Linked DNA regions of Homo sapiens: region 2 is linked to region 1. The links are chromatin contacts, found by Hi-C or POLR2A ChIA-PET in ENCODE. All regions are on one chromosome and are shown on one strand. Each heading gives the region's core, a stretch centred on a gene start or an enhancer-like site at or near the end of the contact. The rest is flanking DNA. Distances are from core to core; before and after follow the strand shown. Region 1 overlaps CFAP61 (cilia and flagella associated protein 61). Region 2 overlaps CFAP61 (cilia and flagella associated protein 61).

The links. A loop is a pair of places that touch in the nucleus more often than their neighbours do. ChIA-PET counts read pairs that join two places held with the same protein, here RNA polymerase II (POLR2A). Pooled maps may share reads with other maps.
Region 2: a loop to region 1 is called in a map of natural killer cell, with 6 times the contacts of the local background. The contact joins two enhancer-like sites. A Hi-C loop is called at or near these places in 1 of 168 maps with a recorded cell type or tissue (natural killer cell), 4 of 37 single-sample maps with no recorded cell type and 2 of 50 pooled maps. POLR2A ChIA-PET finds 5 or more read pairs at or near these places in 1 of 52 experiments (PC-3).

Annotation. Positions count from the first base shown.
Region 1 is chr20:20,179,240-20,183,825 of GRCh38, reverse strand. The region is part of intron 13 of CFAP61 (cilia and flagella associated protein 61); the gene reads right to left. Among named protein-coding and RNA genes, the nearest start is that of CFAP61-AS1, 86 kb to the left of the region's middle. Within about 2 kb of position 2,330, at least 2 of the 41 ENCODE cell types and tissues checked have a DNase peak (open chromatin) inside an H3K27ac peak, as active enhancers do; they include natural killer cell, where a contact is called at or near this core.
Region 2 is chr20:20,213,828-20,217,979 of GRCh38, reverse strand. All of the region lies in intron 17 of CFAP61 (cilia and flagella associated protein 61), which reads right to left. Among named protein-coding and RNA genes, the nearest start is that of CFAP61-AS1, 52 kb to the left of the region's middle. Within about 2 kb of position 1,744, at least 6 of the 41 ENCODE cell types and tissues checked have a DNase peak (open chromatin) inside an H3K27ac peak, as active enhancers do; they include natural killer cell, where a contact is called at or near this core.

The DNA.
Region 1 (4,586 bases), core at 1,081-3,580:
AGAGCCTGTACACTTGAAATGTGGTACTCAGAATTGAGATGTGCTGTAAGAATAAAATATCCACTGAATTGTGGACTTGGTACAAAAAAGTAACATAAAGTATCTCATTCGTGCTTTTTAAATATTGATTACACGCTGAAACAATAATATTTTGGATATAATGGGTTAAATAAGAAATAAATGTTACAATTAATTTCACCTACTTTTTGATTTTTAAATTAATGTGGCTATTCAAAAATCTAAAATTACACATGTGGCTCACAGCGTATTCCTACTGAATGGGGCTGCTCTCTATGTCTGTATTTGCCTCTGAGAACTATTTCCCAAAAGGTTTTTACTCAGCTCAAAAAGCAGAATGTAGGCTGGCTGGGTGAGGTGGCTCACACCTGTAATCCCAGCACTTTGGGAGGCCAAGGCAGGAGGATCACTTGAGACCAGGAGTTCAAGACCAGCCCAGCTGACATGGTGAAACTCCATCTCTACTAAAAATACAAAAATTAGCCGTGCATGGTGGCTCATGCCTGTAATCCCAGCTACTTGGTTGGCCAAGGCACTAGAATCACTTGAACCCAGAACCCAGGAGGCAGAGGTTGCAGTGAGTCGAAGTCGTGCCACTGCACTCCAGCCTGGGCAAAACAGTGAGACTCTATCTAAAAAAAAAAAAAAAGAAAAGAAAAGAAAAAAAAATCAGAAGGTAAGTCTTATTCCACATGTGACCTTTTTTTGGCAGACTCTGAGGCAAGGTGGCTCTATATATACTATTCCTTCCACACTGGGTGCTGAGAACAGCAGCCTGTTTGTTTTCGCTTTAACTAGAATGAGATGTGGGGAACCTGAGGAGGAGGTGATCTAGCTCCTTCCTTTTCTGGATAAAGGGTGGAAGAGGTGTGGATTCTTTACTTAGTGTGTTCTGATAGCCATGTGTCACTATGCACTTGTTCTTTGTGTCTTCACATCTCCTCCTGTTGCATTTTAAAGCATTTTCACAGTATGTGGTTTTGCCTAATAAAGCATTCTCATAGCAAACAAACAAACAAACAAAAATGGGACACATACTTGTTGCTACAAGGGTATTTCCTTTACAAAGGAAATTGCTTTTAATTGCTTCTACATAGCAATTGGCAGGAAAAAGTGAAAAATGAATAAATGTAAGAAATAAACTCTCAATTAAGACATATTTCCTTAAAATCAATGATTAAAATGGATTAAGAATCATTCATTCACTCCATCACAAATATTTATTAAACATCTGCTGTGTGCCCGTGTTTTGGGTGCTGGGGATACATCAGGGAACCAGACAGTCCACAATTTCTGCTCTCGTGAAGCTGAACTGCTATTGACTCCAGACCATATTTTGAGAAATAATTCTGCAATTCTTTAAAATTTTAAATAAGGCACATGAGGTTAGAAGCGGACCAATTGTTATGGAGACCTTCATCTGTGTTTTTGCTAGAGAAAGCCCCTTGAAAAATACAATGACTTTAAGACAAAGTTGTAAGGATGCATACTATTTTATTCTCAACAAAAAACACTAATTAAAATCCTTAATTAAAATGACATGGATCTAAAAATATATATTATGTCATCCGTACCAACAGAATACTGTTGTCAAATTATCAAGCAGCTATCTTTATTTCTTACCCTATTCTCAGATAAATCATAGAGATTTAGAGTATTCATTGAGGGTTTATAAAATGATACCAAGACCTTCTGTGGAATGAACTTTAAATCTGCTAAATAAATATCCAATAAAACAAAGTCCGCTTCAATGATTATGTACCGACTTAGGCCTGGCAGGACTTCAGAAGATGGTGGCTCATTGGATGCACCTAAACGTGGCCCTACTTTCATCTCTCTGCAAGTTTTCAATAGGAAGTTGCTTCTTTCATTTTAGCCATTATGGTGGCTCCCATCTTTCAGTCCCATGGCCTATAGCCAGGAAGGAGAACATTCCCACCTCCCTCTACCTGTTCCACATATCACCTTGCCTGATCTTCCCAGAAGTGAATGTGTACTCAGTAACCAGAAGGGTTTAGTGTTCTTTTCCCAAGGGTGCAAGCATAGTTCTAAAGCTACCTTGAATCAGTGAGGGAGATTAGCTATGTTTTTCATTACCCATCCACATGGCTTCTTCCATCCACAGAAAAAGCAAGGTCTCCGGAGGGCTTCCCAAGGCTTTACCTCTCCAGGTCACCTCTCTCTTATGCTTTCTCTCTCTGATGTACTTGAATGCCCGAATCTATTAGTCCTCAGGAAATGACACCTCTCGGTGAAGAAGTGATGAAGCCCCACCCAAAGTGGCCCCTTCTTGAGTCCTCAGAGTCTTGCAGTCTGGGTCACCTGCTTCACAAGAGGTTTGCTTCTTCCTGTTTTTGGCTGACTTTGACCTCAAGGATCAGGGTTTCTAGTATTTAATCAGGTCACACACACAATAAAGTAGAATATCATATATGAAAGTGGAAGGAAAAAGATTGGGATTTTCAATCCCAAATTGAGTGGATGAATTGTTTTAGACACAAGGTTATGTGTGTGTGTGTGTGTGTGTGTGTATACATACACATACATATAAAAGTTATATATATACACATAAAAGTTATATATATACACATATGTATATATACATATATATACATATATATGCATATATATGTGTATATATATAACTTTTACTTTAAATTCAGGGGTACGCGTGAAGGTTGGTTATATAGACAAACTTGTGTCATTGGGGTTTGTTGTAGAGATTATTTATCACCCAGGTATTGAGCCTAGTATCCATTAATTATGTTTCCTGATCCTCTCCCTCCTCCCACCCTCCACCCTCTGATTTGCCCCAGTGTCTGTTTTTCCCCTCTATGTGTCCATGTGTTCTCATAATTTAGCTCCCACCTATAAGTGAGAATGTGTGGTATTTGGTTTTCTGTTCCTGCATTAGTATGCTAAGGATAATGGCCTCCAGCTCCATCCATGTTCCTGCAAAGGACAAGATCTCATTCTTTTTTATGGCTGCATAGTATTCCATGGTGTATCTGTACCACATTTTCTTTATCCACTTTAACACTGACGGGCATTTAGATTGATTCCATGTCTTTGCTATTGTGAATAGTGCTGCAATGAACATGTGTGTGTATGTGTCCTTAGAATGATTTATATTCCTTTGGATATATACTCAGTAGTGGGGTTGCTGGGTGGAATGTTATTTCTGCTTTTACGTCTTTGAGGAGTCGTCACACTGTCTTCCACAATGGTTGAACTAATTTACACTCCCACAAATAGAGTATAAGCATTCCTGCTTTTCTGCAACCTCTCCATCTGTTATTGACTTTTTTGTAATAGCCATTCTGACTGGTGTGAGATGGTATCTCTTGGTGGTTTTGATCTGCATTTCTCTAATGATCAGTGAGGTAGAGCTTTTTTTCTTATGATTGTTGGCTGCATGTATGTCTTCTTTTGAAAAGTGTCTATTCACGTTCTGTGCCCAGTTTTTTTTTTTTCTTTTTGAGACAGAGTCTCACTCTGTTGCCCAGGCTGGAGTGCAGTGGCGTGATCTCGGCTCACTGCAAGCTCCACCTTGCGGGTTCACGCCATTCTCCTGCCTCAGCCTCCTCAGTAGCTGGGACTACAGGTGCCCAGTTTTTAATGGGGTTGTTTTTCCCTTGTAAATTTGTTTAAGTTCCCTATAGATGCTGGATATTAGACCTTTGTCAGATGCATAGTTTGCAAAACTTTTCTTCCATTCTATAGGTTGTCTGTTCACTCTGTGGACAGTTTCCTTTGCTGTGCAGAAGCTCTTTAATTAGATACCATGTGTCAATTTTTTCTTTTGTTGTAATTGCTTTTGGCATCTTCATCATGACACCTTTGCCCATTCCTATGTCCAGAATGGTACTGCCTAGGTTGTCTTCCAGGGTTTTTATAGTTTTGTGTTTTACATTTAAGTCTTTAATCCTTGAGTTAATTTTTGTATATGGTGTAAGTAAGGTGTCCAGTTTCAGTCTTCTGCACATGGCTACCCAGTTATCCCAGCACGATTTATTGAATAGGGAATCCTTTTTCCACTGCTTTATCAGGTCTGCTGAAGATTAGATAGTTGTAGGTGTACAGGCTTATTTCTGGGTTCTCTATTCTCTTCCATTGGTCTATGTGTCTGTTTTTGTACCAGTACCATGCTGTTTTGGTTACTGTAGCACTGCAGTATAGTTTGAAGTCAGGTAGGGTGATGCCTCCAGCTTTGTTCTTTTTGCTTAGGATTGCCTTGGCTATTCTGGCTCTTTCTCGGGTCCATATGAATATCAAAACAGTTTTTTCTAGTTCTGTGAAGAATGTCAATAGTAGTTTAACAGGAATAGTATTGAATCTATAAATTGCTTTGGGCAGTATGGTCATTTTAATGATATTGATTCTTTCTATCCATGACCATGGAATGTTTTTCATTTGTCTGGGTCATCTCTGATTTCTTTGAGCAGTGTTTTGTAGTTCTCCTTGTAGAGATCTTTCATCTCTCACTGGTTAGGTGTATTCCTAGGTATATTATTTATTTTTTGTGGCAATTGTGAATGGGATTGCACTCTTGATTTGACTCTAGGCTT
Region 2 (4,152 bases), core at 495-2,994, 35 kb before region 1:
ATGAGAGGGAAAAGCCAGGGCAAGGATTTGGAAGGATGACACACCCACTGACCCATAGGTCAGTCTACATGAATGGATTTGCAGATTATGTTCTGAGAGCAACCTTTGAAAGGAGAAGGCTGCATGGTCATGCAGAGGCAATACAAGAAGCAGACACAGAGGGAGACACAAAGGGAGGAGAAGGAGTTGGGACAAAAGGCTGGGAGGGAAAGCTGATGGCCAATTGTGTCCACACCACGACCTCCCTTCAGGCAACATTATTTGGTAAATCTCTGCACACAGAATAAGATGAGAACTTCTGTTCCCCCAGGGAATATGCTGTTTGCTCAGGCCCAGTAACTTAAGTGGCTATTTGCTCTGCTGGCTTAGGCCTCTGGTTCATTTGCTAGAACAACGATAGCAGTGGCAGAAAACTCATTTTTCTGAGAAGTTTGGTCCAAGTGAGTGCTGTTCCACAGATACAACTTTTCAATCTTGCTATCTTGCCACCATTTTCACTCCTGGATATTTATTTCATATTTATTTTCACTCCTGGATATTTTCAACACACATGTGTCCTGTGAGCAAGCTAACATGCGCGACTCTATTTTAAATTTCTAATGTGTGCCTCCATGCACAATTTTAGTCTTTCAGCTAGGCTCACTATTTCTGTTGACATCCAATTGTATCTCTGACTTAGTCTGAAGAAATTAAGCATATCTCTTTCATCTCAATGCAAACAATGGTTTGTATTCTCTTTCACATGACTTGAAAATTCTGTACACCAAAAGGCTCGCTGGGCTTTTGTAAAAGCAATGCACAATGATTGTTTTGAAAGAATAAGCCTTTCTGAAAATTCCTACAGAGTATGCTAAGGCTACAAAGTTCAAAGGAATTTGGTCAGATTCAATGGAATAGCCTCTTGGTTCAAGTGAAGGACTTGGAGGGAGGAATAAAACAAATCCACCTTCTTTTTAAATAGAAATGAAAAGAGAGCTAAGCAGAAACGTCAACAGGAAGGAAGCTGAAATACAATAAATGGGAGTGGCCACTGCTGAACACAAGTTAGAGAAACATTTTAATAAAACACACAAGGCTAATTTCAGTCACTCAGATACTTCACATCAGATCAGGGAAAATAAAGATCTAAGTCTTTACCGCTAATTCTTAGGAAATGAAGATCCCATCCCATGAAAAAAAAAAAATTGGTATAGAAAATTTCCACTGTTTTTCTTCTCATTCTTTGAATCAATTCCTGATGATTTTGACAGCAGTTTAAAAAAATGTTAATTCCATGCTCTCAATGGAAACTTTTCCAAAACAGTATTCAAAATATCTGAAGTAGTTACGAAAATAAAAATAAAACCCCCAACCAAGCAAACAGCAATAACAATACTGCTGTAATTAATCAGCACAAAAGGCTTCCCCATGCCCAGAAGTCCTGGCAGGGATGTGGGTTGCTGCTCATGAGAGTGACACCTATGTGATGACAGCTGTGACTTGCAGGGTGTCTGAGACTCCAAATACAAAACCAAACAGGAGTCCTCGGGAAATTCTCCCTTTTGCTCACTCTGTGTATATTCAAACACAAACTATTTTCAAAAAATTCCCTAAAACCCCTCTGAGTGGGATGGAAGGGACTAGGCAAGCATATTGCACTGTAATTAACACCCGTTCACCACTGACATCACACGTCAGTGTAAAGATAGGTCACGTACTTTTAATTTCTCACACGCACGTCAGCGGTAAACAGTCCCAGTGTTCGTGTTAATGACACCATCTGGCGCCTCCCATAACTGTGTAGCATTCAGCTTCCAAACAAGATGTAATGGCAGCAACACATGAAACCCACTGACATTTACAGTAAGGAAATTTATTATCAGTCATCGGTTTGGTATAAATGTGTTTGCATGACTGCTGGGGCTATAAAATCGTCACCTTTGCCAGGCAAGCAAAGGTGCAATAAATAATGGATTTTAAGCCATGCATGTACTACCAAATCATTAAACATTTATCAAACAGGCACAATAGCATCTTAAGCAACAGTTACCACTTGAAAAATTAATGCCACTTTTGAGGGTTAAATGAAAACCATATAGTCTAAGCCTTAATGATTTTTAATGTGGTTCAGTACAGAATATGAAGTTTTTTTATTTTTATTTTTAGTTGAATATGATATATATATATATAAATAGGTCTTCTATAATAATTTCCTCTTGAGGAAGAATCACTCTATGTTCTTTGGTTAAATACTAAAAAATACAATTGAAATGTTTCTTGAAAAAGAAATCATGGTTAAAACCTTTCAAAACTAGAAATGGCAAACAAAAGGGTCTTTAGGAGTCACGTGGTATTATTTTCTTTAAAATCCTTAATGGATTAGTCAGTGATGATTGCAATTAAACTATTTTAACTTTGGATTTAAGGAAACATAAAGTCAAAACCAACAAAATCCCCTGAGTATCCCAGCCATGTTTGTCCCTACTACTTATTCCTTCCAAATACTCTCCCCATGGCATGCCAGTGATTTCTCCAATATGCTTGTTCTATGGGTATCCGTTGTTTTAAGAACAAAATCCTTAGCAATAACAATTCAAAATACAGATAGATTAGAGGAAGGTTTCGTGGAGGATTAGAGGAAGGCTTTATGGAGGACTTATCAAAGAATAATTTTTGACTCAAAGAAACAAAGAGAAACCTGCGTGGGAACTAATTATTTATTTGCTTGCTGGACATGGAACAATGAAGGCAGAGAAGCCAGTGGCTGCTTTGACATGAGGCTTCCCGTGTGGGAGGTGAACCAGAAGCCAAGCCTGGACGGAGACTGTGCCATCAAGAGGCTCTGTCACGAGATGCCAAGATGAGCACGCGTCTCCAAAACAACACAATCTCAACATGCAAAATGATCACCAAGCAAGAGGAAACAGAGTGAGCCCTAGAGTAAGTGAGTGGCACTGTTTGAAGAAAAAAAAGTTAAGAAGTGACTGAATAAGAGATTTCTCTGTCAGTGTCTGAGTGGGGTTTAATTCCTTGGTGAGAGCTATTGCTTAGAAAGCCCCTGTAGTTTTATGAGTCTGCTCCCTGTGGATGCTTCTCTCTCTCCACTCTCCTTCTGCCTGCCCTGCGCCCTAAACAGGAAGCAGGTGCAGCGCTCTGCAGGCAAGATCCCTGTTGGGACAGAGGGCAGGATGTCTGCAGAATACTGAGGAGGCCAGGAGGGGAGCCCTGCTCCCAAATTTTCCATCAGTGGAAAGAAGTGTTGAGATTTTAGGCCTTCATCTCTAATAGTGACTGCTGTTTACAGCGGTCCAGGGGGCTGTGAGTCTTCTTTGTGTGACTTGGGGTTGAAATTCAAGGTTTTGTCAAGACCATGCATCTTCAGGGATGGCTTCCTCCATTGTTGGGGAGAATCCCTGTGGACAGTGTTCATCTTTGGAGAACTGAATTTAGGACTCAACAGAAGGGCTTGGGGTGGGGGGTCACAGAAACTAAGAGATCACTGCGATGCCCCTCCCTGAATACATACGTATTGCTCGTTCCAAGTCATGGAGGGAGAATTTTGGAGCCTGGCCTGGTCAGACTGAGGAGGGGGTGACCATTCTCCTGCCATTTCTGTTTGCAGGGTGAGGAAGTTGCCTGAATTCCATCTGTGTGCCCACATACACAAAGCTCTGTTACACAAAGGAGCTACTCCAGCGACTAACTTAAGTGGGATTATGTGGAAACGAACACAATCCACTGGGATGGTGGTACTGTTATGGAACAACACAGATTGCCTGAGCCTGGATATCAAAACAAAAGCACCGAGTATGGGAATTTTTCTCAAACAGCTTCTCTGTCCAGTATCCTGAGAGGGCCCCACACTGCCCTGTCCTTCCATCTGTCACTAATTAATTCAAATATTTCCTAGGGTTCTAGCTGCTACCTTACATCTTCTGGAAGTGACTATCAGGGCCCTCACAGAGGTAAAGAATCAATGAATAACTCCAAGAAGCCTTTGCTCATTTCTTTCAAAGTTGTGTCGCTTCCATAATACCTGATGAAACACTCTGCCTTCATATGAGGGGGCGGGGAGGGGGTGGAGAGAGAGAGAGAGAGAGATTGCACACCATGGCGAAAACAGCTCTCCTGAAGGGTGTGAAAAAACAGTTAACAACGAAGGGGAGAGAAACA